3 separate regions of the Mus musculus genome follow, and regions 1 and 3 are each linked to region 2. A link is a loop called in an ENCODE intact Hi-C map of the cell type or tissue named here. Cell type or tissue: heart. All regions are shown on one strand. Each heading gives the region's core, and the rest is flanking DNA. Links, peaks and the distances in the headings are about the cores only.

Evidence for each region. A loop is a pair of places that touch in the nucleus more often than their neighbours do. Peaks named below come from ENCODE experiments on the same cell type or tissue, not always from the same donor. Only the 100,000 strongest peaks of a DNase experiment are listed, where the experiment ranks them.
Region 1: it touches region 2 in a loop (3-fold over the local background); 22 of 42 quality-filtered maps call a loop at or near these places.
Region 3: a loop joins it to region 2, with 5 times the contacts of the local background. A loop is called at or near these places in 25 of 42 quality-filtered maps.

What each region holds. Positions count from the first base shown.
Region 1 is chr3:103,164,951-103,175,345 of GRCm38, forward strand. It overlaps Dennd2c (DENN/MADD domain containing 2C), which reads left to right. Exons shown (of 19, transcript NM_001384113.1): 17 at 58-294; 18 at 1,463-1,549; 19 at 2,821-4,788. The coding sequence ends at 2,852. Bcas2 (breast carcinoma amplified sequence 2) reads left to right here and starts at 6,705. Exons shown (of 7, transcript NM_026602.4): 1 at 6,705-6,915; 2 at 6,998-7,090; 3 at 8,325-8,395; 4 at 9,390-9,551. The coding sequence starts at 6,823. In heart, for the core only: a CTCF peak has its summit at 5,040 (motif pointing left); a DNase peak (open chromatin) is centred at 5,011; H3K4me3 peaks cover 453 bases; H3K27ac peaks cover 914 bases.
Region 2 is chr3:103,378,775-103,389,169 of GRCm38, forward strand. No RefSeq gene overlaps it. Among named protein-coding and RNA genes, the nearest start is that of Gm25869, 43 kb to the right of the region's middle. In heart, for the core only: no CTCF peak of the experiment used is centred there; a DNase peak (open chromatin) is centred at 4,587.
Region 3 is chr3:103,181,947-103,192,341 of GRCm38, forward strand. It overlaps Gm40113 (a long non-coding RNA gene), which reads right to left. Exons shown (of 3, transcript XR_001784063.1): 3 at 7,347-7,496. Among named protein-coding and RNA genes, the nearest start is that of Gm40113, 9.6 kb to the right of the region's middle. In heart, for the core only: a CTCF peak has its summit at 2,687 (motif pointing right); no DNase peak of the experiment used is centred there.

The sequences.
Region 1 (10,395 bases), core at 4,001-6,500, 210 kb before region 2:
TGTTCCTCCATACACAAAACTAAGATTTTCCCTCTTATTTCTTTCCTTTTGAAACAGAGGTGACACTCAGTTCTCTGGTGTCGGAAGCGTTCGTCAGGTTTTTTGTGGAGCTCGTGGGGCATTATTCTCTGAACATGACTGTCACAGAGCGTGGGGAGCGTGTGTTCCAAAGGGAGCCATTCCGGAAGTCCCACACTTCCCGAAGTGTCCGCCACTTCCTAGATCTCTTCATGGAGACACAGATGTTTGCAGGATTTGTCCAGGACCGGGAGCTTCGGCAAAGCGGAGTTAAAGGTGGGCTTTCCAGGAACCGCTGCCTCCTTATCAGCTGTCTTAGTCAGGGTTCTGTCACTGCACAGGCACCATGACCACAGCAGCTCTTATAAAGGAAAGCAGTGAATTGGGGCTGGCTTACAGTTTGGCTTTAGTTCATGATCACTGTGGCGGGAAACATGGTGGCGTGCAGGTGGACATGGTGCTGGAGCAGCTGAGGCATCTATATCTGGATCAGCAGGCAGCAGGAAGAGACTGAGACACACTTCCTCCAACAAACCCACATCTATTCCAGCAAGGCCACATCTAATAGTGCCACTCGATGTGACCCTGTGTGTGCCATTTTTTTTCCAAACACTACATTTGGTGAATTCTTAGAAGGATTGAATAATAGATAAGATGTGTAGACTATCAAGGCATATCTGAGTTACTGTGGGATTATCTGTAATAGTATTTAATTTAAGAATAATATACTATAGTAGGAACAGGATTAGGGATACAGAAATGGATCATCAGTTGAAGGTGCTTGCTAGCAACCTTGACAATCTGAGCTCTATTCCTGGGCTCAGTGATGGGAGGAGAGAACAGACACCCACAGGTTGTCCTCTGACATCTACATGTATGTTGTGGCATGCACATGCCTACCCCACATACATACATAAAAGCATGAACACATACAAAGTTAAGTAAACAGCTAAAATAAGATCATTAAAGAAAAGACTCATCTTAGGCTTGGGGTTTAGCTCAGTAGTAAAGAACCTACCTCGCATGTACAAAGATCAGAGCTTGCCCACAACACTGCCAAAAAGAGAAAGAAAAGTGTGTTAGGATTTTCCTGCTGTGAAGAGACACCATGACCAAGGCAAGTCTTATAAAGGACAACATTTAATTGGGCTGGCTTACAGGTTCAGTTCATTATCATCAAAAGTAGGAGCATGGCAGCATCCAGGCAGGCATGAGAGAGGCAGAACTGAGATTTCTACATCTTCATCTGAAGGCTGCTAGTGGAAGACTGACTTCCAGACAGCTAGGTTGAGGGTCTTAAAGCCCACACCCACAGTGACACACCTACTCTAACAAGTCCACTCCCTGAGCCAAGCATATACAAACCATCACAAAAAGGAAAGGTTTAATTTAACTGTTTTCCAGGCTGGCATGTTGAACAGTCTCACTGATGTCTTCTTCGTAGGTTTGTTTGAAGTCCGGGCTCTTCAATATTTGGAAACAATTCCTGAGTCGGAACCCAGCGGGGTGAATAGAATTTTACGTAGTCTTGGTGAGTCGCTTTGCCCTATTGGATGATTAACCTTGTGGTATAAGTCCCCGAGTCATGACCATGAAGCCTCTCTAGGTTGTACTCTTTGGGGATACATTTTAAAAAGTAGTTCTATTTACCAGAAAATAATGTATTTATATATACAGATAAATTTTGCATATAATTCTAGGGTGTCCATGGACTTCAGACTTAAAATCCTTGGGGGCTGGGAAGCAGAAGAGGATTGCCTCGGCCTTATTCTGCATTTCATAAACATGGGTCCTTCTGATTTTTAAATTCTGGACTGATGTGAGGACAGTGGTGTGCCTGTCACAAGACAATTGCCTTAAACTCTGGGCTTTGGAATGTATGCTCCTGATTAGACCCTGTCCTTAACTAGCTGAGAGACCGTGGGCATTTATGCCGCAGGCTGTGATTTCATCCACACCTTGGGTTAGATTAGATCAGATGATAATCTTTAGGGACTTTAGAGAGGTCTCTTTTGAGCATTTAGAATTCTCTAGGGAGTGAGCCAGGTAATTTGAAACTTCAGTCCAATTGAAAACCACTTGAGTTAGATTATGTCTTGAGTTCTTTCCCGCCTCTACAATTAGACATTCATGGGGTTTTTTTAGTGGCTAAACCCATCAACTAATAGCTTTCCATTAGTGGAACAGAAAGCCTAAAGTAATAAAAGTGAGGCACTAGAGCAGTGGTTCTAAGCCTGAGGGTCATGACCCCTTTGCAAACCTCTGTTTCCAAAATATTTACAGCTCATGGCAGTAGCAAAATTACAGTTCTGAAGTAGCAGAAATGATTTTCTGGTTAGAAGGTCACCACAGCATACATGGTCTCTGCGTTGGGAAGGTTGGGACTCTGTTCTGGAGGCTGACTTAGGCTCCTAGTGTGGGGGGTTTCAGCCCACGGCTGATTGGTCCTGATGCTTTGGGGCCTGCAGCAAGACACAGGTAGAAGAGCCTGCTTGTGTTTTGGCTGCTAGGAAGCAGAGCAAAGAAGGGACCAAGTATCTGGAAGGCACTCATGGCCAGGTCTTCTCCCTCCAGGGCCCACCTTTTTAAGGTTCCATTACTTTCCAGTGGTGCCACAAGCTAGGGACCAAGCTCTTACACATAGGACTTTGGAAGACACTTATTCAGAAGTGACACTGAGAGCATGTAACAAGGCAGCTAACCTCCGGGGTGATTCTGAATGGCTAGGTTGTTAGTCCCTTGGCTCAGGTGTACAGCAGATGAAGAGGAAGTAAGGTGAAAGTTTTTTTTTTCTCTTTCCAGGAAGTAAAATGAAATTTCTTCACAAGAAGTGAAATCTTTTCTTCATTCTAAACATAGCTGGAAGTGCCAACGACAGTGTTTTCCCAAGGATCTGGATGCTCGGGAGAGTCCTGTAACATCTGTGACTGTAAAAGGAGAAAGACTGTTGGAAAACTCTCCTGTTGCTGCAGACCAACTGGGAGCAGTCTAGAACCAGTGCGCTCTCTTCTCCTTCTGATTTGGGGACTGTTTTGTTTGTTTGTTGTTTTTGAGACAGGGTCTCTCGCTATAGCCCTGACTGTGATGGAACTCGTTCTGTAGATCGGGCTGGCCTCAAATCCTGATGTCACAAATCTCAAAGATCTCACAGAGGTCCTCCTGCCTCTGCCTCCCAAGTGCTGAGATCAAAGGCGTGCACCGCCATGCCTGGGCTCGTTATTTTACAGTGGTGTTTTATCTTTGGTTACTGATGGGTGCAAGAGCCTCTGCTTTGTGCTTGTGGTTGTCCTTTACAAGGAGAAGACTCAGAAATACTTGGTGTTGAGTTCCTAAAAACAATGCAAAGATGAGATTGACAGAGAAATAAGGAGAATAATGAGAGTTTCAGGTACTAGGGAGACAGACATGGAGGACACCATGGTCACACGATTCTCATCACTGAAGCATCATATTGCTTTAAATACGTGGACGGTTTGTGCTTTCTAATTCCAGTACTGTCACCATTGATTAAACCCCCCTTTTGTCCCATGTCCTATCTTGGAGAATTTCACTCATGTTAGAACTTTAAAAAAAAAGCAGACACCAGGCATGGCCTCCTCAGAACACGTGTCCTGCTGGGATAGCTTGCTTCTCATATGTCAGCATTATGCTTTATGGAATGGAGCCAACATTAAAATGTCCTTTTAAGGACATAGCTATCTGAGTTTTGGTGTTTACAATTTGCAGCACTGTGATAATCTACATGTCATCTTATTCAAGCTTTAGATCAGCTTCATGATATTCTACAAGAAACTGGAGTTCAGAGAAGCTAAGGAATTTGGCCAGTTATATACAAGAAAGAACTAAGCCAAACACTTGACTTATGAACACATACAAAGCTGGTTAGTCCTACAGCTGTAAATGAACTCTTTATAGTGATGTTTAAAGTTCTCTGTGGAGCACACCAGAGCTTCCTTTTTGGCTCTGATGAGACGTTAAGCTATGGGGGTCTAGACAAGGTTTGTTCCTTTGTTTCTTCTTCTGCTGCTGGGGATAGGACCCAGGGCCTTTTGTGTGCTCTGCCACACTGGTTATTTTTACATCGGTGTGAGTTTTTAGTGTTTCCTAAGCCTCTTCATCAACCAGATGCTGAAAATCTAAAGTAGGAGTAGCACCTGGGAAAGGGAGTTTGTCAGTGAGGGTACAGTTTTCATTGATAAGTGAGAAATGTTGTGGTAAATGTCAGTTGTTTTCTGTAACCTTTGCCCACTGCTTTACCTGGCATGGAAAATACTCATTCAGACTTGGAAAGTGTTGTTTGTTGTACTGGGATACAACTCACTGACTTGTATAGTATTGTCATTGTCACTCATACTAGGGTGTCTGAATGAATCCATTTAAGACTGGTGCTGTGCAATATAGTTCCCACACATGGGTCCAGGGAAGAGAACTGAGTCTGTCCTTTCAAATGTTAGTGCAGCTCACCCAGGGGAGCTCCTCCCAGACAGCTCTCTCCTTTCCTTCTTCCTACACTCCAATCCCGATGGAACAATTCATGACTGGTTGTTTATAAGATGGGGAAGGAGGGTTTACTGTGGTCAATCATGACTGTCCCTCTGCAGGGAGACTGCTTTTGGGAGAGTCTTAACCTTCTTAAGATCTAAAGCTGCTTCCTTTCCTTGAGTTTGTTGTAATTTGTTTTTGTAAATGTTGTGAATTCTAAATACGTTTGTAAAAAGAATTGTTCAATATTTCTATCAAATGTTTACAGATAAAGGCATTTTAAAAAAATTCCCACAGATCTCTTGGAGAATTTAAAACAAATGCACATAAGATGTGTAGTGGTTACTTTTCTATTGCAGTGATAGAACATTGACCAAGCAACTTAAAGAAGAACATTTGCCTTGGCTTACATTCCAGGGCTGAGAGTTAATTCAGGTGGAGAAGCATGAAGGCAGTAGCGGGAGAGTTCACATTTTCAAAGGGCAACTTGAAAGCAGAGAGCAAAAGTAACTAAACCTCTGCAACAGCGCCACCAGCTGGGGACTGAGTGTTCAAATCCCTAAGCCTATGTATGAGAGGCAGTTATCAAATCACAACACACACACTTTACATAAACCCATAAACAGCACATTTACACAATGTAAATTCGTAAATACTCAAATCCAGCTTAGACTAACCAGGATTATAACCGAGATCAACTTTTCCAAAGCTCTTGGTTGAACGTACACTGGATAGCTTATATAGTCTCACAATCTTTTTTTCATTACCTCTTAGTCTGGAAGATATTTTACAAAGAATGTATGCTAACTACAGCCTGAGGGGTTGAGAGGCAACGTGGAGTAATATTTTATTACCACAAATCCTAAAGGCAAAAATGATTGGGTTTTGTATAGGCCCTAAAGACAAAAAATAGCAAGATTTTCTCATTATTTTATCTGATCACAGCCTTCCCTCCCACCTATCCTCCTACTCCCTCTCTTCTCTCCTTTCCCCATCTTCTCCCTTTCTCCTCAGAGAAGGGGAGGCCTCCCGTGGATATCAGCCTTGGCATAGCAAGTTGCAGTAAGACTAGGCCTATCTTCTGTTGAGGCTAGACAAGGCTGCCCAGTTAGGGGAAGGGGGTCCAAAGGCAGAGTCAGAGACAGCCCCTGCTCCAGCTGTTAGGGGTCCCACAGAAGCTGCATATCTGTTACATGTGTGTAAGGATCCAGGACTGTCCATTGCAGCCTCTTTGGTTGGTGGATCAGTCTCTGTGAACCCCTGCGGGACCAGGTTAGTTGATTCTGTATGGCTTTTTTTGTGGTGTCCTTGACCCTTCTGGTTCCTTCATTCCTTCCTCCCCTTCTTCCACAAGATTCCCAGAGCTCTGCCTAATGTTTGGCTGTGGATCTTTCCATCTGTTTCCAGCAGCTGTTGGGCGAAGCCTCTCCTGTCTGGAAGTGTAGCAAAACATTAATAGTGTCAGGGGTGGGCTTGCTCTCATGGGATGAGTCTCAAGTTGGGCCTTGATCATCCCCTCAGTTTCTAGTCCATCTTTATCCCCACACATCTTGTAAGCAGGACAAATTTTGGTTTTGTGGGTAGATTGGTGTCCCCATCAATCCATTGGAAGTCTTGCCTGGTTCCAGGAGGTGGCCATTTCAGGTCCTATATCCCCTGTTGCTTCAAGTCTTATGGTCACCCTAGCATATTCCTGTGAGTTTCCCTTTTTCTGGGCTTCTAGCTCTCCCCTGAGTTGCCTCCACTCCAAGGCAGAGCTTCTAAAATGAGGCATTTTATAGTTATAATTACAGTCATGGAAGGGATGAGGTGTTTGCAGTGCTGCGGACTGACCTGGTTTTGCCATTGAGCCGCACCCCTCAGGTTGTTGGATCTAAAAATTTAATTGGAAAATAGGCGCACATTTCTAGTTTCTATAAAAGAACATTCTTAAGGGACCGGCTGCGAAATGAGGATAAAGCAAGGGAGCGCTAGAAGCCCAGCACTATGTGAGTCTAAACAATGGAAGGTTAAAGGATGTGGAAAATATATTTCTCCCCTCCAGCCAAGTCCAGCAACCACCTCTTCCGAAGTCTGCCCTACCCACTCCTTCAAAAAAAAAAAAAAAAAAAACGGCACCCATACAAAGAAAGGCACCCCGGCACGCCAGCACGTGATGCTTAGGCTTAGAGCCTAGTGGCTATAATTACCAACTGCGCGTGCGCCCGAATCGAAGCCCCAAAGGCAGCGGCGTGTGTGACGTCATTCCAGGCGCAGGCGCAGTGGAATTAGAACCGAGGCTGCGCAGACTCAGAAGGCGCTCTTGAAGCCTAGTGCCGCGCGATGGCGGGCACGGGCTTGGTAGCCGGAGAGGTGGTGGTAGATGCGCTACCATATTTTGACCAAGGCTATGAGGCACCCGGCGTGCGGGAAGCGGTGAGTGCGGGTCATGTGCGGCGGGTCCGCCGAAGGCACGCCGCCCTTTCCCGCCGCGACCCTGGCCTGTTCTCGTTCTTAGGCGGCGGCCCTGGTGGAGGAGGAGACGCGCAGATACCGACCTACCAAGAACTACCTGAGCTACCTGACGGCCCCGGATTATTCTGCCTTTGAAGTAAGTGTGCCTTTGAAGTAAGCCAGGAGGCTTGCGGACTTTGATACGGGAGTGAGGGCTTTAGCTGTGTAAAGTGAACTCCACCTTCCAAGTTAGCTGGTGCCTGCAGCTCGTACTGAGTGCCATGTAGGTGTGAGTCGGTTTGAAACCGCCAGATGCGCATGTCACGGGCTTCGTACTACAAGAACCTGCGAAATGCTCCATTAGTTTCTGCAGATTTGTTTAATAGTGTGCACCTCCGTGTGTGTGTGTGTGTGTGTGTAGAAGAGTCATGGTACATTTCACAAAAGGGCCCTTTATTCTCTAAGGTCCACTCAAGAACAGGTATCACTCACGAGATTTTAATATTTATAATCTTAAGTACCTGTACTCTTTGCCACCCCTGGAGGGAGATTCTTTTGTACCAAGTCTCAGATAGTTAACAGGTGTATGAATGCCTGAACAAGCATGTCTAACTGCATGCTGTTTTTAAGTGGTTATTCTACAAGTGCAACCAAAAAACACCACTTAGATGTTGTTAGAAGCACTTTCAGGCTGAAAGGAGACTGCTCCATGCGCAGGGATGTGTGATACTTCGGATCTAGATGCCAGGTTTTTAAACTGGGTTGTGACTCCTCAGTGGGGGTTTCATAACTGATGTGGGAGCTGCAAGAAATTTGGCAAGAGTAAAAAGTACTAACCCAGAAATTAATTGAAAACTCAAGTCCCAGATCTAAGCTCTGGTCCATGTTACATCATGTGACTTCACCATTTACACTGTACCCAAACAGTTTACACTGTGTCAGTTCGTCATGCAGCAGCGGAGACTTCCTGAAATGATTCAAGACTGTTGTGTGTTGTGAATTACAACGTGACGTGGGGCTGGGATTAAAGCTGTTTTCAGAGTTCCACAGCTGGCTGACTACAGGGCATTGAAAACTGCTGGTTTAGGGTTAATCCTTGAGAGGTGGACTCTTCTATGTCCACCTCCTTTCATGCCTGGGCAGAATATGGAATTAAAGAATATGCCTATTTCTTCAGATTCTAGATAGAATTAACCTCAACTGGGGGATGTGTCAGTGGCCCTGGGTTCAAATATTAGCATCCTTTTTTTTTTTTTTTTTTTTTTGAGTAGTGATTGAGAAGGGAAAAGATTCGCTATAATGTGTAGTACAAAGTATAAAATCTCAGTAAACTGCATTCATTATTTTCAGCATGATTCTGTTACTAATTCTTTGTGGTGTTTGTGCATCAGACAGACATAATGAGAAATGAATTTGAAAGACTCGCTGCTCGACAACCGATTGAATTACTCAGCATGAAACGGTAAGATGAGGTTGAGCTATGGTAACAGCTGCTTTGCCAGTGGTTGGAAGAGTGTTTGTGTTTGCTGCTGTGGGTAGGAAGTGAGAATAAAAAGAGAGTACCAGCCGGTCGTAGTGGCGCACGAGGCAGAGGCAGGCAGATTTCTGAGTTCGAGGCCAGCAAAGGTCTACAAAGTGAGTTCCAGGACAGCCAGGGCTACACAGAGAAACCCTGTCTTGGAAAAAAAAAACAAAAAAAAACAAAAAAAAAGATTTATTTATTGTTATACATAAGTACACTGTAGCTGTCTTCAGACACACCAGAAGAAGGTGTCAGATCTCTTTATGGATGGTTGTAAGCCACCATGTGGCTACTGGGAATTGAACTCAGGACCTCTGGAAAAGCAGTCACTGCTCTTAACTGCTAAGCCATCTCTCCAGCACTGCTTATCAGCTTTTTAAAAAGTTGCCTAAAGGGCTGCTGAGGTGGCTCATCGGTTAAGAGCACTGACTGCTCTTGCAGAGGTCCTGAGTTCAAATCCCAGCAGCCACATGGTGGCTCACAACCATCTGTAATGCAGATCCGATGCCCTCTTCTGGTGTGTGGAAAGACTGCGACAGTGTACTCACATACATGAAATAATTAATCTTTTAAAAGTCTTTTTTTTTTTTTTTTTAAAGCTGATAATTAGACATTACCTAAGAAAGGTCATGATAGACAAATAGGAACAAGAGACATGAGAGTCTTGGTGACTGTCACAGCTCATTTAACTAGTTCACATTTATGGAAATAGGGTTTTTTTTGTTAGTTTTATCTGTAAATCAGTTTCCAAACTAACAGGTTTCTTTGTACTGCCTGATCTACATTATATCCTTGGTCTCTGTGCATGTGTGGTCGGGAGTTGATAATTTGTGTCTTTGTCTTTATGTAGTGGGCATATGTCCATGAGAATTCTGTTGGAAGGAGTGATGAAGGCTTTGAAAGATACATTGGTTTGTTTGTTATGTAATTTCAGATATGAACTTCCAGCCCCTTCCTCAGGTCAAAAAAATGACATTACTGCATGGCAAGAATGTGTAAACAATTCTATGGCTCAGTTGGAGCACCAGGCGGTCCGGATCGAGAATCTGGAGCTGATGTCACAGCATGGATGCAATGCCTGGAAGGTGTACAATGAGTAAGAGGCGCTGGGCCTTCTCTTTCTTATCCTGTCCCACCCAGAGTTGCTAGTGTCTTTTAAAGTGTGGTATGTTTTTAATTCCAGCAGTTGGTGTGGGAAGCTAAGGTGTGGAGGAGGGCCTGCCTGGCTTATATTTTGAGTTTAGTCATCCTAAGCTCATATAGCAAACCCTGTACCCAAAATAATAACAAGAATGCTAGATTTGACATGGGATTGTCTCAGAACTACACCAACGAAAGGCTACCTTGAGTCCTACCTTAGAGTTCACTAATGCTGAGCTATCCTACATCCACGTAACTACCTACCACGTTCACTGTACTGTATAAGAAAATGAGCTCTGAGGGTGATCTGCAGAATATCACTTGATAGAATGCACTCCTTAATGGGCAGATGCTTAAATAATGGGTTCTCGTATTCACATGTCATGTTGCTTAAAGTCCTGACCAGGGTGGCCGGCCGCTCACCTTCTGTCCAGCAATGCTCAGGAGGCTGAGGTCTGGGGATTTCCATGAGTTTCTGGCCAGCTCGGGCTCCAGAGTGAGATCTTGCCTCAAAAAATAAAGCAATAAAGTTTCCCCTGAACACAGAATCAAGGAATACTATACTGTTTCTCCTAGGGGAAGTATCTGTACACACACATATACATCTCTCACAATTACCTCTTACAACTTTTAAGTCTAAAAAAAGAGCTGAGCGCACAGGAGTATTGCTGCACATTTGAGGCTAGCCTAAGCACACAAAGCCTCCCCTGGCCACAAAGTTAGTCCCTGGCTTATTAATAGATCAATGCCCAGCACCTAACTTCTAAACTATGCTGCTCACTGGAGAGCTAAAATTAAGT
Region 2 (10,395 bases), core at 3,120-5,619:
GTGTGTATGTGTGTATATCTGTGTGTATGTATCTGTGTGTATGTGTGTGTGTATCTGTGTGTATGTGTGTGTGTGTGTGTGTGTGTGTGTGTGTGTGTGTGTGTGTGTCTGCCATAGAAACCTAGAAGCTGCTGTTGCTGAAGGCACTGGTCTCATACATACTTGGACCCTTGGATGTCTCATGGGTAACTAAAAGCAAAATAAAAAGCCTAGCAAGACATGGAGACGGCACAGTGGCTAGAGGGGCTTGCCTTGCAAGGCTAGCAACCTGAGTTCTATCTCAGGAAGCCGTGTAAAGATAGAGGGAGGGAACTGACCCTCAGGTATCCGCTGACCTTGACATGCGTAGTCCACTTCCCCCAATAACTAAAAAAATAAGACTTCTGGCATCTCTATTTCCATTTTGTACCTTGTCTACCCTACTGCCTCTTTTTGGAGGTTCTAGTAGGAGAGTGAAGTCACCTTGTATACCTTTATCAATGAACACAATGGATTTGAATCCTGATGGTTGCAAAGCGACCGTAAACACAGGGAACACACACACACACACACACACACACACACACACACACACACACACGGAATGGAATTTATCACCTGCAGCAGGTGAGGAGAGCAAGGGCGTCATTTTTCAAAGCAACACTCTCCCTGAACAAAGATAGAATGTGGTTTCATTCAGGGTGGCTATTCATATAGGGGTTAGCCCATTCCTAAGCAGGCTCTTTTAGGGACAGGAATGCCTCTATGCTTGCTCAATTTGCACCATAAAGTTTCAACTGACAAAGGAGAGGAGTGGCCCCTGACTGTGCCTGCCTTGCACAATGGCTCCCCAGTGTTGGGAAAGAAATATGAGGAGGAGTGAGGCAGGAAGGGGAGCCATTTCCAGGCAGCTAGATCAGACCCATCAACCCTGACAGTCACTGGGTGACAGTATCACCGCAGATGGCCCTTACAGCCTTTACCTCCATCCGTCCTGCACACAGCATGCTAACCATCTAAGGCTCATATGTATTAGAGCTAGCACATACCTTCAGGGCTTCAAGGCTCATGACAGAAGTAACTAAGATGTTTTCAAAGGGCCAGGAACAGCAAGCCAATCAGTAGATGGGATGTCAAAGTTGTTCTGCACTCCCCTCAATCAGGATCAATCGTCCCACGATGAACACTGGCTTGTTCCTTCCAGCAATAACAACTTCCCTGGTGTCAGAGCCAGACCTCAGATCACCATTAGTCAGGCCAGGGTATGAACAGTGCTTAAATGCATGCTCCTGGCCTCTTCCCCCATCATCCTGAGACTCTTCCCAGCATCCCTAAAGACAAACTAAGGATGCATTGGTGTGTGCTTCCTGAAGCAGCCCCAAGGAGTAGATTCCTTCCCTCCTTCCCACCCCCTGCCCAGATTCTTCTGGGAGTCATTTTTGAGGCGGGTGGTCAGACCTAGACATTTCCCAAAGTCAGCCTCCACTCCCTCTTTGGCCTAGGACTCATTAACTGGGCAAGGTGAATCTCTATTAGGAAAACAACCTGACAGGATGGGAGGAAAAGTCCAGAAGCCACCCCCAGCAGTGCTCAGGGTGGGCCCTTGCCTCTTCAAGGCAGCCCAAAGGTGACTGGATTGGTTCTAAAGACAGAAACTCAGGCTGGTGAGATGGCTCAGTGGGTAAGAGCACCCGACTGCTCTTCCGAAGGTCTGGAGTTCAAATCCCAGCAACCACATGGTGGCTCACAACCATCTGTAACAAGATCTGACGCCCTCTTCTGGAGTGTCTGAAGACAGCTACAGTATACTTACATATAATAAATAAATAAATCTTAAAAGACAGAAACTCTTAGGTTACCTGGTATGACCCCAAGCTTGTGCCTTGTATACTCTCTGAGCAGACTGATGACAGGCACTGATTGGAAGGAGGAGTGAGGTGACTAGAGAGAGAAACAAGATGTCATTTCCTAAGCAGGCCAGGGAAGGGGTACCAAGGGTCATAGGGCTATTCCTAAAGACCCCTTCTTTTCAAATATATCAAATGCCGTGGCAACTCAGCCCTGGGACACACTCTGGGTGTGGGTGTGGGCTTTGCTGCCTTGCATGGATCCTGCTACAGAGGCTACAGCGGTTCTGGAGTCTGCCGGGAGCTCAGCCAGTGCCCACCAGGGTTGGCTCAGGGTGTCTGAATGACGACGGTCCTACCCTTGGGGACAGTCCTGAGCTGTGTCCCCAGGGGTTCCTCTCACTTTGTGAGAGTGAAAGCACGTGTCTTGGGGTCTGTGTCTCTTCTGCAACCCCAGACCTGAGTAATTTCAGTTTCTAGTCTGAGAGTCTTTGCCTGTGAGGAACACCAGGTCTTACCTAGTTCATAGGAAGAGTCTGAGGATTAAATGGGAGAGACTCATGAGAACGCTGCAGAATTTAAGGGTCTCAACGGCGGCTTTTCAGTCCCACAGGGTTTTCAGAAGAAATGAATGGTTAGGGGTTCTCCTGCGCTAGGGGAGACTAGGGCTGCTCTAGGCTGAGAGAACCTTTAGGCCACTGAGTTCTGTTGACCTGGAGGGTACCCAGCAAGTGTGGTGCTAAGGCACCTGCTCCGCAGAGCAAGATGCTCTGGGGAGATCTGGAGTAAGGTTGGAGGTTAGTGGAAGCCAGGCAGCACTTGCTGGATTCATCAGGTTCAGGGGGCCGGGGTCTCAGAGTGGGGATTGTCCCTGTGGTCCCAGACCCCAGGAATCCAAAGTGCTCAGCCTGATGGCTTGCTTCTCAGGTAGTCAGGCATGGCCTGGGGGACTAGAATGTTTCCCAGGGGCCTCTGGGAGCTTTGCCTGGAGTCTGAGCAGTCTAAGGACTGGCTGGCTATTGCACATCTGACCAGGCATCTGTCCGCCAGCCTGTGTTAGCCATGGCCCCACGTCCTCCTCGGTTCCCCTTAGCCTGAGGTTCTAAGAGACAGGTCTCAGAAATGGCACAGAAGGAGCAGTCCTGGGGGGCAAAGAAGGGAGAACCTGAGAGAGCAAACAATTGTGACATACAAACAGGAGGTTATATACAAACGCTTCACAGGTGAGTGGTCACACCCGACACCTAAACTCAGTAAGTAAAGATGTCTTGGAAAACCGTCTGATCTAAGTTTCAAACCCACATTCACATGTGAAGTAACGTTCCAATCTGTGTTCTCTTGGACGAGGTCGCCTTTGTGTAACAATTGTTAGGCTCCCTGAAACCTCAGAGTTTCTATGTTGAATAATAATTATTTTTTAATAATTCATTTTTTACTTCTACTTTATGGGCATTGTTGTTTTGCCTGTATGTATGGCCGTGTGAGGGTATCTTATCTCCCGGAGCTGCAGTTACAGATGGCTATGAGCTGTCACATAGGTGCTGGGAGTTGAACCCAGGTCCTCTGGAAGAACAACCAGTGCTCTTAACCACTGAGCCGCCACCACTACCATCATTATCATTACCGTCACCATCATCATCACCACTAGTCGGGGGCACACATGTTTCTGCACATGTGTGGAGGTCAGAGAACAACTTTGGGACATCAGTTCTTTCTTCACACTTTGGGATTCAGAGACACTCTGGACACTCTTCTTAAACGCGTTCTCACGACCGGCCAGGAAGAACACAACAAACCAGAATCTTCTGCGGCAAAACTTTATTGCTTACATCTTCAGGAGCCAGGAGCGCAAGCCCCAAGCCCCAAAAACGAAAGGCCCCCCGCTTACATCTTTAGGAGCCAGAGCGCCAGCGCGCCAGAGCGCCAGAGCGCAGAGCAAGAGAGAGAATGGCGGAAACCCCTTCCCTTTTAAGGAGAATTATCCTTCGCCTAGGACGCATCACTCCCTGATTGGCTGCAGCCCATGGCCGAGTTGACGTCACGGGAAAGGCAGAGTACATGTAGTGGTAAAATACCCTTGGCACATGCGCAGATTATTTGTTTACCACTTAGAACACAGCTGTCAGCGCCATCTTGTGACGGCGAATGTGGGGGCGGCTCCCAACACACTCTGGCCGACATCACTACACGGTGAGCCATCGTACTAGATGTTTTTTCTACGTCTTTAGTTCAAAGATCTTGTTTGCTTGTTTTTGTTTATTTTATGTGAATCAGTGTTTTGCCCGTTTGTGTGTGCAGCGCCTTTGGAGACCAGAAGAGGACATCAGATCCCTGGGACCTGGAGTTACAGACATTTGTGAGATGCCAGTGGGTGCTGGGAACTGAACCAGGGTCCTCTGAAAGAGCAGCTAGTGCACTAACCTAACCTCTCCAGACCCCAGCCTGGTTTTGCTGAGACAGAGGATGTAGCCCTGGCTGGCCTTGAATTCATGATCCTCCTGCCCTATCTCAAGTGCTGAGATATCCCAGTGGCCCACCACGCTTGGCCAAAAATGCCTTTGTTGTTGTTCTTAATCTGATAACTGCAGTGGATCCACTTACTGTGCTCCCAACCCTCAGATGTGGTCCAGGAAGAAGTCAAGCAAAGCCATCTGGGAGCTTCCTGGAGGAGCAGCGTAACTGAAGCCCGTGCGATAGGAGGCCAGTAGAATGTAATATTAACACAAGAGGGCAGACGCGTCTGCGGTCCTCTCAGAGGAGCACGGGCGCCCTCTGGTGGACAATACTGAGCGGAACGCCAGTGCTTTGCAAAGATGCGAAGGCTGGGTGGCCGCTAGGGAAGGGAGTTGCAGATTTCACGGGCTGGTGAGCAGGAAGGTTTGAAGTGTTTTGGACAGCTTTTAGAGCGGGCACTTAGGCTTCTTTCTGCCTGTCATGTGTTTAAGCTGGGGCAGGGAAGTCTTATGGCACAGATGGGACTTGCTGGACAAAGTTTTGTTTTGCTTTGTTTTCGGTCGCTGTTCTAAGAATATAAAAAACATTTGCCAAACAACCTAACCCCTTTGCTTTTTCACATTTTAAAATCTACGAATACCTTGACCAAGAATTTGGAAAAAGGAGATAGAAGGTCAGCCGGAGTCAGGGGCTGTGCTTGCCCTCCCTGCCACAGTCTGATGTCCTAGTGGCCCTAGGAATGGGGTGATGCACAGGGAGACACAGGCATTGAGGACTCCCTTGCAAGGACTGTGTGCAGAGTCAGGGGTGTTTTCAGACAGGATTGGCTGTGGCGCTGGAGGAGAGTCTTAGCATTTTTAAGCTACACTGGCTTTCCACACAGTAGTTTTTTTTTTGTTTTGTTTTTTTTTTTTTTTTTTTTTTTAAGATGTTTTCACTGGCTCCCCACACAGTGGGTGTTTGTTTCAGACAGGGGTGTTCTTTTTGAACAACAGAACCTAGGAATCTTCTCTGATTCAAGGTCCCTTTTCCCCATGTCAGTCTTGTCTTTGCTCCTCTCGACATAACAAGGCTGCTTACTGGGGAAACAAATAAAAAAAAAAAAACCTCAGGCTGTACCTAAATTATTTTAAAGATCATTAAATGAAACTGACAATGAGGAGATCACACTTGATAAAATCTGTCAGACTAAAAATTAACTGAAGAATACATTTACATCACCAACAGACAATTGGATTAGAAAAATAAAAATAAAAAAAGATAACAAAAGGAAAGTTCCCGCTGCGGTTCTGTAGTTGCTGGGATAGAAGGACCTGGCTCACAGTCAGCCATCTTTACGATGTATAATCTAAATGGGATAATTGTTAATGAAAAGAATTTCAAGAATATGATGATGGCTAGTGGGAAACCTTGGAAGATTTCAACTGCTCAGAAAATAGATCAAGCAATGAAGTTGAGGGCCGAGGAAATGGCTCGGAGGTTCACATGTTAGTCACAAAAAATGTGAGGACCAGCGTTCAGATTCCCCCAAACCCACATAAAAGCTGGGCCGGCATGGTGGCTCTTCTGTGATTCCAGCCATGGAAGGTGGGCACAAGGGATCCCCCAAAGCTAGCTGACTAGCAAGAATTAGCTGTCTGGGAGCGCTCTGGGTTTGATTGAGATACCCTGCCTTGTAGGACAGCAATGGAGGCTGGCTCCTGCCATCAACCTCGAATCTCTACACAAACCTCCACACATGCACCCACACATGCAAATTTACACACATACAGGCAAAACATGCATATATACATATGCGCTCCACACACATATGAAAATAGAAAACAATAGAAGAATGAGAAGAAATGAAGTTGACTCAAAGACATTTCCCACGTCTGTGATCTCCACTCCCTGTCACTCTTTCTCCTTACAGCGCTCAGGGCATGTGTGAAAGGCACTGACCTACTTTGTGCCTTATTCACAAACAGAATAACTCCAGTTTCAGATAGTGAGCTTTGAACTGCGTTTCTTGGTATTCAAGTCTCTTCACTTCCTGTGTCTTCCATTGGCTGTTCCTCCCCCTGCCCCCACCAAGGCACACCCCCAGCTCCCACTACTCCCCTTTATAGATTCCCCCACCCCAGTCTCCTCCTTCCCAGGGGTTCTCTCTGCAGCTTACTTCATATCCACACAGGCACAACTTCAAACCGCATCTGTGCTGACTGCCCCAGTGGCGCTTCTTATCTAAGCAGCGGCAGCAGCAGGCTGGGTGACCAAGGCAGCAAAAAGAATTTAATGGAATGATATTAGGTCTGTCCAGAATTGGCAGGCAAGCTGGAGACCAGGCTAGGAGAATGCACAGGAGTGTGGGGGAAGCACAATGGTTAGACACTTCTCCAGGGACATACCACAAGGGCCAGCTGGTCAGGACCTGCTGGTCCCTCAATGAACACACTGCCTCCCATCTTGGGCCACACTAGAGTGGCTGGGTGGAACCTGAGCTGTCCCTATGTCTCTGTGTCACATCCTGAAATGCTATGGGTACAGAGTCGGGGGGAGAACGGGCCTTGGCGGAAGGAGGGGCTCTTCCTCTTGCCCTCCATCCTGTGGCAAATTCTTCATACACAGGAAGAAGGTTCAGGGGCTGACACCTACCACATCTAAGATGTTTACCAGTTGACCTACCCCACAGAGGCTGTCTCAACTCCATTTTAGGCAAAGAGACTGCCTGGTTCATAGTCCCAAGATTTGTCAGGCCAGGCTAGTATTGTCTTAGACTTAGGTCTTTTTGGTTCTGCTTGGTCCCAGCTGCCACCCATTGAGTCTGAACATAGATTTCTAAGCCTGAGGACTCTGGCCCTGGCTTAAAGACCTTTGTGCATCATGATCTGCTCCTCCTCCTACCCACCCACAATTTAATGGTGCTTATCTTGAGGGGTAGGTGGTGGGGAGGGAGTGGTGGGCAGAAGTCAGCACCTTAGCTCATTTTGGCCAGGGTGGGGTGGTGGCGATGGTGGTGGCTGTTGTTTTGCACAGAGACTTTGAAGAGGTTTGAGTCAGTCTATAGACATAGGACAACTCCCTGCTCTCAGACAGTCCTCCTACATAACATAACATAGCTAACATAACATACATAACAGCTAAGCGATTAGATGTACTTATCTAAGGCTGGAGGCTCCCCACTCCCTTCTATGGCATGTGCCTTACACACACACACACACACACACACACACACACACACACACACACACACACCACACCACACACTCTGGTCTAGGCAGAGAAAATACTGTCCTCAGAAGAGCTTCTCTCCCACCATCTTTGCAGTCTGGCTGGCTTTCTTCCAGAACCATCTTTCTTTAGCTTTTAGTTTATTTTATGTATGTGGGCGTTGCCTGCATGTGTGCCTATGTACCGTGTGTATACATGCAGTGACTTCGGAGGCCAGAAGAGGGCATCAGCTGCTAGAACTGGAGTTCTAGATGGTTGAGAGTCACCTAATATTCTAGGTTGACCTCACTTAAGACTCTGTCTCACTCAGCTTCCTGAGGGCTGGCATTGCAGGCACAAGCCTGGCTCAGACAGTCTTTTGATGGGCCTTTAACTTTTCTTGTAATAACAAGCTCAGAGTTCTGCTTCCCGGCCACATTGGTGTCTGACTGTCTTTAGAAACCTGTAAAGCAGTGAGTGACAGAGCAGAGACTGCGCTCTTTCACAAGGACGCATGCGCAGGGAGTGACCGAGAAGAGACTGAGTGCTCCCACAAGGACGCATGCGCAGGAAGTGACAGAACTTTAGTCAGAAGCGAACGCAGAGGACACAGGTGTTTCAACGTTCAGGAAGTTTGAGTCCTTCAGATCTTGTTAAGTGTCCTTACAGTAGACTCTGGAGTCACAGTCTTCCCTGAACCACGTGACCCACTATCACCGCAGCTGGAAGGCGGGGTGGGTATCAATTCAACAGGTGTTGAAGCCTGGCTGTGCTTGAAGAGGTTGGTTTTGCTCATTATTGGAAAATCTCCGGGTGGGAAAAGAGAGGCTTAAACTTCTCGTTTTTTCATCTATCCAGTCTTCGTAGGAGAAGTCACACTCACAACAGCTCCTGTGACTCCTGCTTTTCATTTTGCTCTGTGTGAGTAGCAATATGGCCTTCAACGTTTTGCCTGAATGAGGTTTTTTTATTCCAGGTGACTCTAAGTGATAATTTAATTTTAGCAATTTACCACCCAGGGCCAGCAGCTGCCAGATTCCTTGAATCTTAGCTGGATTTTACTGCCTTGTTCTCTAAAATCCAATCTTCCAGCCAGCCCTCCAATTCCCTGTAGCCCTTGTTGATTCTTTACTATTTGGGTCCTTGAGTACACACATCAGAGACCAGCCGTGGATGACTTAATTAGGGAAGGAGCTGTCTTAGGGAAGCCTTGGACAGTACATGGCGTCTACAGACCTAGCCAGCCAGGCTTCGAAAACGAACAGGAGCTGGGAGTGGTGGCACACTCAGGAGGCAGAGGCAGGCAATCTCTGAGTTTGGGGACATCCTGGATTACAGAGTGAGTTCCAGGACAGCCAGGGCTACAGAGGGAAACCCTGTCTAGAAAAACCAAAAACCAACCCCCCCCCCCGCCTGCCCCGCCAATCCAAACCCAACCCAAACCCAAAACCAACCAACCCCCCCCCCCCATAACAAAACAAAACAAAACAAAACAAACAAACAGCAACCAATGACACTTAGGACATTACAATTTTAGCTGGGTGATAGTTGTACCTGTCTTTAATTTCAGCATTTGGGAGGCAGAGCTAGGCAGATCTGAGTTTGAGGCCTGCCTGGTTCACAGAGCAGAGTTCCAGGACAGCCAGGATTATACAGAGAAACCCTGTTTTGAACCCACTCCCCCAAAAGGAAAATGGTTAAGAGCCAGGATAGTATTCCTGAGTGGTGCTTCTGCCATTTGTTGCTGAGGCCCCCATCATCACTGAAGCCACCTGATATTTTGTTTGTCACTTATTTTTCATTAATGTGCAAGTGTGGAGTAGAATTCAATGATGGGTCACACTTGGGTCAGGTGATCTATAACCCTAGATGTCCATTGGTGTGAATTTTTTGTTGTTGTTGTTTTGTTTTTCGAGACAGGGTTTCTCTGCATAGTCCTGGCTGTCCTGGAACTCACTCTGTAGACCAGGCTGACCTCGAACTCAGAAATCCACCTGCCTCTGCCTCCCAAGTGCTGGGATTAAAGGCGTGGGCCACCACTATCCAGCTGGAATTCTTGAGGCTGAAGTTCTAAGAAATGTTAGATCACCAGTTCCAAGGACTGAAGACAGACAGATAGACAGGCAGACAGATAGACAGACAGACAACATATTTTCCTCCTCTGTCCTCCAGTTCTACCTTTAGTGGATGATGTCATGATTAATCCTGGCTGTCAGCTTCTCTACATCTGGAATCAACTAAACCCAAGCTGCTGAGGGGTTTCTTCCTTTCTTCCTTTCTTTCTTTCTTTCTTTCTTTCTTTCTTTCTTTCTTTCTTTCTTTCTTTCTTTCTTTCTTCCTTCCTTCTTTCCTTCCTTCCTTCCTTCCTTCCTTTCTTCTTTCCTTCCTTTCTTTTTTCTTTTCTTTCTTTAGAAAATAACAAATAAAAAAGTTTAATTTCAGAATCCAAGCTTATCATTTATAAATGCACCAAAGCACAGTGCACACAAGTTCAGATCGAGCGTGCACACAGTATTTCAACAAAATATATTTTTTTTCTAAAAGTTCTGAGGCAAATGAGTGATTTGTTTCACCCATAATATTTAATTGATTTGAAATGAGAAAACAAAAAACTTTTTTTTTTTAAGACATTATAAGCAAAAACTTTGGAGTCTGGTAAAGAGTCTGATAGCTGAGACTTGATTTTGACGTCCTTGGGATTCTGTAATGTCCCAATGATGGTCGAGGCTTCTCTATCATGGGGGGGGGGATCTAAATGCCTGAGGCTTTTCTCATGACCTCAATAATCAAGCGCTTTCCCTGTCAACAGCTACCCCCTCAAAGTAGAATCTGAGCTGTATCTGAGGGGTTTTCCTGATCAGACTATTTGAACCTGGAGGAGCCCTCAATCTGGGTCCTACCTTCTGGTGGCAGCTCAGATAAAAGG
Region 3 (10,395 bases), core at 1,194-3,693, 200 kb before region 2:
TGGATATATCACTCCTAACACTGTTATTCCTTTCTTAGCCTGTTGGCTTGAGGGCAATAGAAACCCAAAATGACCTGGGGATCGCCTGAGCAAACAATGGAGTGTTTTTTTTTGTTTTTGTTTTTTTTTTTTTTGTGGTTTCTGGCAGGAGCACTACTCACTACCCTGGAATCAAAACTTCTGGACCAGCAGAACTTACGGTTGTGGGAATGAGATGTGAAAACTTTCATAGTGGGTCACTAGGAGTGATAGTGAGTGGAACTATTTCCTTTCCAACCTCTTGATTCCTGAACCCGTGGGTCCTGGCTATGGGAGACACTGTACCTTATATTGAACATTGATTCGAGCATATGCCACCTTCTGGAGAACCCTGCCCTAGCCCTCCATGTTGCTGCTAACTACTTGGTACTGTAACTGTGTCTTCAAAAGGCCGTTCCATCTATCATGCCAGCTGCTTCAGGATGGTGGGGAACGTGGTAACACCAGTGGATTCCTCGATCATGGACACACTGTCACAGTTCTCTGGCTGTGATAGTGAGTTCCTTGGTCAGAAGCAATGCTGTATAGAATACTATGCGGTGGCCAAAGCATTCTGTAGGTTCAAGGATGGTTTTCAAAGAAGCATTATGTACAAAAAAGGCGAATCCATAACCAGAATAAGTATCTATCCCAAAAAGAACAAACATTGTTTTGTTCCATGAGGAAGTGGTCCAGTGTAGCCAACCTGCCACGAGGTTGCTGGCTGGTCACCTCGAGGAATAATGCTATATTATCTCAGTGTTGGTCTCTGTTATTGGCAGATCTGGCATTCAGCAGCAGCTGTAGCCAGGTCAGCTTTGATGAGTGGAAGTCCATGTTGTTGAGCCCAAGCATAAGCCCCATATCTGCCACCCTGGTTGTGGGCCTGTATACCAGAGACTTCCCATGGAGATGTCTGGCCCAGCCTGGTGCGAGAGTTCCAGTGAAGGGAAGCGAGTGAGAGCAGGGAGAGAATGTCGCTTCCCTGCTTCCGCCATGGCAGTTGGCTCCACCTCCGTCTCTGCCATGCCTTCCAGGTTACTTGGTTACTCCATACCACTAAGTCGGGTTGGGCTGGGCTAACAAGAGGCCAACTAGCCAGTGAGGAGCGCGGCGGAACCTCGGGCAGTGCTTCGGAAGAGCAGATCTCTTCCCAAGTGTAAGACGGAGTAGTTCTCACACACCTAATCCTTCCGGATAGGATTCTTATATACAGTTTTGGGATCGGTAAGGGTCTGACAACAGGTACTTCTCATTGGTTTGGTCTGAGAGCTTTGGGGAAACCTTATTTGCATGTGAGAGGGCTTCGTGCCACATACCTCTCTGGGGTTGGAGGGTCTGTGGAAGGCTGTAGCGACATGACAGGAGCCAGGGACCTGAGACAGTCTGTAAGGCTGGATCACCTGGGCTACTTGTCTTGTTGTCTTCATTGATGTCCAGTCATTCTGCTCTAAGAACACACAAACTTTTAAAGGTAATATGTATTTCTGTATTAACATATGTATGGAATGTGCAGTGTGCACAAATCAGCTAAAGATGATTCTCTGCGCTATATTTGAGCATGCCAGGCATCAAATTTTGTAAGTCCATTTGGACTGTATAATTAAACTTTAATAAAAATTTCCATCCATGTTATATAAAAAGATGGCATGTAATAATAAGTCCTGAGAACTCTGTAGCCAACAAGTCTTATTGGCTAGTCACAGATCTTCCTGTCTTAGCCAGTTTGTTGTTTCCCGGTGGAGGTTTTGGTGTTTACATCACATGCTTTGTTCTTCTTTTTGGTTTCTTCCTTCTTACCCGCAGCCAAGATGTCCAGGTCTGGTGAAATCTAATCTTCACTGATTTTGAAGGAATCCACAGCTTTTCTTTTCCTGTTGTAACAAACACATAACCTGTCCCCCAATGTAACACATTTCCTGACTTCCATTCTGAAGCTAACACTTAAAACATGTAGGCTGGTTTAATTCAAAATCTAAAATCTAGTGGTTTTCAGCAGCTGTGTTACCTATCTCATTGACATTAAAAAAATTTAAAGTCAATAAAGCATTATTTATCCTATCTTTGAGAGTTCTCACATTCCCCTTCTGTTTAGTGAGCATTTCCTTTAAAGACCTGTTAGATCACTCCACAATTGCTCGTCTGGTAGGATTGCAAAGTATATCAGTAATATGCTTTATGTTATAACATTTAAATGATTGCTGTATTTTATTAGATACATATGTCAGAGCATTATGACTTTAATTTGTAAAGATATTCCTAACATAGCCATCACTTCTAATAAATATGTGATTACAGAATCAGCCTCTTCAGAATTGAAGGTAGAAGCCCATTGGAATCCTGAATAGTTGTCAGTTGTATGATGCACATACTTTAGTTTTCCAAACTCTGCAAAATGAAACACATCCAGCTGCCAAATTTCATTTCTTTGATTATCTTCAGAGTTATTCCTGTTCCAGCAGGTATTGGAGCTTGATTATACAAAGAACAAGTAGGACAATTCTTTATAATTTCCTTGGCTTGTTGTCACATTGTAGCAGTATTTTTCTTTAAACTTCTACTATTTACATGATGTGATTTATGAGAATTCAAAGCCTCTAATACTTTGTTTTCTTTATTTTTTAAAAGGTTTATTTATTTTATGTATGTGAGTACACTGTAGCTGTCTTCAGATACACCAGAAGAGGGCACCAGATCCCATTACAGATGATTGAAAGCCACCATGTGGTTGCTGGGGATTGAACTCAAGACCTCTGGAAGAGCAGTCAATGCTCTTAACCACTGAGTCATCTCTCCAGTCCCTACATTTTCTATTAATAACTTATCTATCTCCTCATGTTCTAAAGCTAATGGTTCTGGCAAACCTGTATTCAATCAAATATGTATATGTATGTGTGTGTGTGTGTGTGTTTGTATAGTGATCTTTGTTTTGAATTAATTATTGCAGTTGTATAGATAACAAAGTTAATACTGAATTATCTGGCAGAAGTTCAGCAGTTTCTATATGCAAAACAATGCTCTCTGCATATTGAGAATCCTTAACTAAATTAAGTATTTCTGAAAACTCCAATAGAACTATGAGTATAACATAGAGTTCTGATTTCTGAAGACTTTGTATTATTTTACTTGTACTTTCTAACATATAATCTGCCATCCCTGATTTATTGGCATTTATTGGCATTGTATGAAAGGCAGGAGCTTAGAAATTGGTGTTCCTCTTACTATACAAGGAAGAATCTTACCAGTTCTTTTGAGAAACTGAAGTTGCTTGTTTTGGGGGTATCTGCTGTTAATTTCTTTCAAAAAAAAAAACAAAAAACCAAACCATTACAAGCTTCATTGCCAATCCTCGTTGATTACACATAATGAAGTAACTTGAGCATTAGCATAAGGCACCACAGTCTCTGCTGGATTTATTCCTGCTAATTGATAAAGTCCTATTCTCCCCCTTTGCAATCAAATCAGAAACCTTTTCTACATAGACTTTAAATTTTTTCTGTTTACATGTTAAAAATATCCATTCTAAGATATGATCTCTCTGTATAAGAATTCCTGTGGGAGAATGAATAGGCGGGTAACTAAAATACAACCCAGTGTAGATCCAAATGGCCCACCTTAGTATCCTATAATCTCTTTCTTACCAAAGCCATTCTCTCTCAGCCTCAGCTGATAATTTTCTTGGACTGTTTAAATCTTTATCACCTTGTAAGATTTGAAATAGATTGCTTAGTTCTTGAGTTAATCCACTTATGGGCTTTAGCCAGTTAGTATCTCCCAACAATTTTTGAAAATCATTAAGAGTTTATCACTGTTCTCTTCTGATCTGTACCTTCTGTAACCGGATTTTCTGTAGATCTATCTTGTATCCTAGATAATTAATAGAAATCTCCTTTTTTTTCTTTCAGGAATAACCTGAAATTCCCAACAAGGCAAAATTCTCTTACTTCATTAAACATTTTTTCCTAAGGCATCTGCATCTGAATCAACCAGTCAAATATCATTCATAGAATAATAAATTATAGATTGAGGAAACTGTTTATGATTTTTAAAAAGATTTTATTTACTTATTATATATATATGACTATATGATGAGACAAACCAGAAGAGGGCATCAGATCCCATTACAGATGGCTCAACAACATTGTGGCTCACAACCACCTCTAATGAGACCTGAAACCCTCTTCTGGTGCATCTGAAGACAGCTATAGTGTACCTATATAATAATAAACAAATCTTAAAAAAAAAAAAAAAAAGATGGCATCATCAAACACAATCTTTACTCTTAATTCAGAATATTGACCTTCACCTGATCTTTGACAATATTAATGCCTCTAGTTCTATTTCATTGCTCCATTACTGAAGCTTCATTTTTCCACATGTTAGCCATTGTAGTTGAGGTCTTCTCTCCAATATTTTGGAATTATACAATTTTGTGTGAGATACTTATTAAGTATCTATTTTACATATGGTAAATGTAACCCATAGGTCATTATTGCTTCTTCAAAGCTCTTCAAGTCTAGTGCCTCCAATGAGCCACCATTGAAATTCTTGAAAACCTTGTATATTTTTCATCTGCATCTAATTCCATTATCATAGCTGGAAAAATCATTTTAGGGTTTTTAATAGACTTCGACTGCCATTTTGCATCTTGTCACAAGGGAGTGGTATAAAGTTTAAGATCGAATTCATCTGAAAATTATCTATGATTCAAAGGATTGTGTACATCTTGTTCTATTGTTTGTAACTTAGCATGGATTTTTCAGCTCTTTTCTTACCTAATTCTGCTTTACTGTGATTCTTTTAAAAGATAATATATAAATTTGCAATAATTACCAAAACTATATTTCTTTCTTTTTTTAATAATTTTTTTTAATGTACATTTGGTGTTTGGCCTACACGTTTGTCTGTGTGAAGGGGTTGAATCCTCTGGAACTGATGTTACAGGCAGTTGTGAGCTACCATGTGGCTGCTGGGAGTTGAACCTGGGTCCTCTGTAAGAATGGCCAATGCTCTTAAGCACAGAATTGTCTCTCCCACCCCCCAAATATACTTATTTCTATGCTGATAATGAAAACAAAATTATACAGGGTCCAAGTGCCCTCTATTATGTATTTTCCATTTTTTAACATAGACAATATTTTCTTTTTAATCTTTATTTATTTTAATATCTCTTTCTCTCTCTCTCTCTCTCCCTCTCTCTCTCTCTCCAGCCCTGCTTGCTCCAGCCCAAAGACTTATTTATTTATTATATGTAAGTAAACTGTTGCTGTCTTCAGACACACCAGAAGAGGTCATCAGATCTCATTACGGATGGCTGTGACCCACCAGGTGGTTGCTGGGATTTGAACTCCGGACCTTTGGAAGAGCAGTCAGCACTCTTAACTACTGAGCCATCTCTCCAGCCCCTCTTTTTAATCTCTTTAACTCTCTCCTTCCTTTGGAAAATTCACTTTATTATTGTCAAACTAATTATTTCTTGTCGCAATTGGTTCTTGATCTGTCAGGGAAAAAAAAAAAGCCCTGGGCCAATTGCTAAGTGGAAGGGATAAGACAGGACTTCCAGGGGACAATCAGAGAGACAAGGGAGGAGAGGAGCTTTCGCCATGCTTCTGATGAAGAAAAATCAACCATCCATGTGAGATCTCGACAGAGTGGTCATACAGGCCGCTCCTACAGGTAGGTGGTCAGGTATATTTAGCAGGGACTAGATTCAACTCACCAACTAAAGTTAGGGCAGGTGGAAGGTGCAGAGCTAAGAGTAGTATTAAGGGCATGCTTTTCTAGGTGGGAGATAATAGCACCCAACAATTGTACCTAGAAGGCAGGTTGAAAATGAACAAGTGTATGTGTGTGTGTGTGTGTGTGTGTGTGTGTGTGTGTGTGTTATCCGTGGACTCAAGGGAAGCTGGGTGGGGACTGGTAGCATGTCCCACTTCCCAGAGCATAGGTGAGATAGTGAAAACTTACATACAACAATTTCTTTCTATGATTCCTCCCCACCCCCTTGGGTTTTTTTTGAGACAGGGTTTCTCTGTGTAGCCCTGGTTGTCCTGGAACTCACTCTGTAGACCAGGCTGGCCTCGATTTCAGAAATTCGCCTGCCTTTGCCTCCCAAGTGCTGGGATTAAAGGCATGTGCCACCACTGCCCGGCTCTTTTTATGATTTTTAAAAAATATTTATTTATTTATTATATGTAAGTACACTGTAGCTGTCTTCAGACACTCCAGAAGAGGGCGTCAGATCTCATTACGGATGGTTGTGAGCCACCATGTGGTTGCTGGAATTTGAACTCAGGACCTTTAGAAGAGCAGTCGGTGCTCTTAACCACTGAGACATCTCACCAGCCCCCGATTTTTTTTATACCCAGTTTCTTTTCTCTTACACTGTTTTCCAACTTAATACCTTACCCTTTCAGAAGTTGGAGGCTTCTCAATCACACTGCAGCTCCAGGAAAATGTTCCTTTAGCCCTTCTGTCTGTCTGTCTGCAGGCTCCTCAGGCCGCCATGTGTCTGGCAGTTGGCTCTGTCCCTTGGCTCAGTCTAGCAGGCTGCCCTTGCCGGTTCCTGCATTCTGCCTGCTCTCTACAATTCTCTATAGTTCTCTACAGGTTGCCCTCTCCACAGGTGTAGGCCATTATCCTCTGGCAGCCGCTCTGCTCAGAGAAGGGGTAAAAGAGGTGGAAGGGATGGGAGGGGTAGAAGGGGAGGAAGGGGTGGTTCTCACTGGAGAAAGCAAGGCTTTCATGAAGGGACTTATTCAGCCTGCTGTGTCACCAGCTCATGGGCTCTGTCTACCATTCATCTCTGGCTGTAGCCATTGCTTGCCGACCCGCACAGCACAGAAGCAGCATTCCTTAGGGTGTCCCCTGTCCCCACAGTTTGCTGATGCCTGTCCTGGACCCATGTGCTGCCACACTGGGCTGGGCCATTCCCCACCTCAGACCTCCACTTGGGAGATCTTGCAGAGGTTGTGCAGTGAGGCTCTGTTTCCTTGCTCCCCACTGGGAAGCCAGCCTTACTGCTCAGCAGGGGCTCTTAAAGGAGCCACTCTAGGCCTCTCCCCACCACTTGCTGGCTTGCTCAGTTGCTAAGAAACCTTCTTCCCAGCTGCTTACTGGCCTTCTGTGCCTGGCTTGGCCTAATACTTGAATCTGCCCAAGTTTGGCTTTCTAGCCCCATACTGGGTGCCAAATATTGCCAGACTGTCTCAACCTGCCAGCTTCCTAATGGCGCGGAGACTTATATATATTTATGAAGCCTAGGCCTTATAGCTTAGTCCTCAACTAGTTCATATTAACAACCCATTTATCTTAATATACATTCTGCTACATAGCCCGTTACCTCTCCTTCAGTCTCAACATCTGGTCTTTCTTCTTGTCTGGCTGGTGAATCTCCTGTGCCTAGTTCTTTCCTGGAGTTCCTATTTCTGCTCACATGTTCTGCTTTTCCTCTGCCCTACTATGGGCCAGTCAGCTCTCTGTTGAACCAATCAGAAGGTGATAGATAGAGAAAAAAATGTTTATGAAATACTGAGACAGGTGATGCTTCGTAAAAATAATACCAAGGGGGCTGGTGAGATGGCTCAGTGGGTAAGAGCACCCGACTGCTCTTCCGAAGGTTCGAAGTTCAAATCCCAGCAACCACATGGTGGCTTACAACCACCCATAATGAGATCTGACTCCCTCTTCTGGAGTGTCTGAAGACAGCTACAGTGTACTTACATATAATAAATAAATAAATAAATAAATTAAAAAAAAAATAATAATACCAAACTCTGACCTTTATTCAACTCTCTGCTGGCACATAAATCAACATTTTAATTATACAAAGACAACCTTTACACAGTGCACAAGAGGACTATCCCAGTACTTGATGAATATGGAGTATCACATTGTGGGCTAACTGTGCAGCCTTCCTGTCAGGCCTTCTGGACTTCACTCTGCCCTCCTCTCCTACGTCAGCAAGACCCTTTCTAAAAATAACACAGATGGAAGGGCATGCCTACAATCCCCACACTCTGGAGGCAGATGCCATAAAATTGGGAGTTCCAGGGTAGCCTTGGCTACAGAGTAACACCTTGTCTCAAATTTATAACAGCAAAAAGTTAGAAAACTTCCAGATAATGAAACCAAAATGAAAATATGGAAAACAGAGCAAAGATAAGAAAGATCGGGGCTGGCGAGATGGCTCAGTGGTTAAGAGTGCCGACTGCTCTTCCGAAGGTCCCTAGTTCAAATCCCAGCAACCACATGGTGGCTCACAACCATCCGTAATGAGATCTGATGCCCTCTTCTGGAGTATCTGAGGACAGCTACAGTGTACTTACATATAATAAATAAATAAATCTTTAAAAAAAAAAGAAAGAAAGAAAGAAAGATCAATCACGAATGTCAATATTCAATAGACTCTAGGTTCAAGAAATGAGAAAGCTGAGGGGAAGAACATATAAACAAGACAGTTTAAATTTTTTTTTCTGATGCAAAACATGGGCCTAACTTCAAAGGGAATAAATCAGCATTTTTCTGGATCAAACATAAGTGAGAATGGAACAGAAACACGGATTCTAGTTGCCCTGAATGATAGTTCCAATGAGGAAGTGGCTACATGAAGTTTTCATAGTGACAGGGCAAAGAGAAGGTCACAAATCAGAGCTTTTACTACCTACATTGGTGGGACATCACAAAAGTGAGCATGAAGTGAAAAATTCTGAGACGTGTTAGATGTAGACTGAGGGACATTCTTGGCTTTGGGGTTGGTAGAAATATGTGGTCTGTTGTACTTGTCAATACGTTAGATCAGATGTAGAGGTAGAAGGACGTTGCTGTAAAGGGAACCCGATGCCGCCCAGTGGGATCTGGCTCTGCGTCTGCTACATCCACAGTCTCCACGTTCTATCGAGTCGTTATGCCTTGCAGAATTTCAAACATGGGAACTTTACAAACTCTACATCATGAATATCCAGATTCAAAAGGTTCTAGGACAATAGATAAAATAGACAAATTCTAAAACATAGTGTGATTCTTGATTCCTCCTACGGAGCAGTTTTCTACTTACTGAAAGTTTATAGAATTTTCTTTTGTGCTTGGCATTCTAAAAATGTAAACTATCTATCCAGGTGGTATTGGTGCGTGCCTTTAATCCCAGCACACAGGAGGCAGAGGCAGGTGGATCTCTGTGAGTTCAAGGCCAACCTGGTTTACAGAGCAAGTTTTAGGACAGCCAGGGCTACACAGAGAAACCCTGTCTGGGAAACAAACAAACAAACAAATCATCAAAAACAAAAGAAAAGAAAGAAAAAGAAAAGGAAAGGAAAAGAATCAGGCTATCCAATAGTGAATTACTATAGAGAAATTTTAATCCAGCAACATGGTTACTCTGACAAGGGATTACAGGGGATTACATCCAGAGACCTAGGTCTGTGTAATCAGGCTGAAATATAGACATTTCTTTAGCATACATCTTTAATCTACATATTTAATTCCAAACAATGACATCTAATTGAGCCACAGATAAAGTGACGAATCAGAAACAGATTTAACAGAATGAGTCAGAGGTAGGATATGCTCAGCTCTCATGAAAGCAGGCAGGAGAGACAGGTGATTTAAGGTCAGTGCGTGGAGGGGGAGAGTTTGGGGACTGGGGGGAGAGGGGGAGTTGAGTTCAGCTGAGTTCCGTGAAGTTCCGTTGAATGTAGTTGAGTGCATGCTGTTCTGTTCAGCTTGTGCCATCGGTGCAGTTCAGTTTGTGGAGTTCAGAGGCAATTGTCTCCAAAGAGAACAATTCAGTCGGAAGCTGAGAGAAGCCGGTTTTCATCAGTCAGCATGGAGAAGAGTTTGGTTTAGAACAGCTGAGTTGAACCAGCCAGCCAGAGTTCAGAAAGAACCAGACAGGCTGAGCTCACTCAGCAGTAAATCTAGAAGTAAATCTAGAAGGCTGAAACAATCTAGGTCTAGGTTAGCAGATGGAGGGCGGAAGCTGAAGCTTCAAGGTCTGAGCTTGCAGAAAATTAGATTGCATGGAGGCTAGAAGCTTCCAGGCCTCGGCCTAGGAATAGTTAGATAGCAGTGCACTGGGTTCAGCTCAAACCATGCATTCATAAAACTTAGATATGACTCTCATCTCATCACTCCATCAGAGAACATAAAAGCAACATTTACAAATGACACCCATGATCTGAACAGTTGAGACAGGAAGATCCCAAGTTGCCGGCCATCCTGGGCTACATGGTGATACACCATGTTTTTGTTTTATTTATTTATTTTTTTTCTATATAGACTAGGCTGGCCTGGATCGCAGGGATCCACCTGCTTCTGCTGAGTGCTGGTGAGGGACCCTAAGGGGTTTTCCAATCCCACACCCTCCTTCCAGCTTCTCCT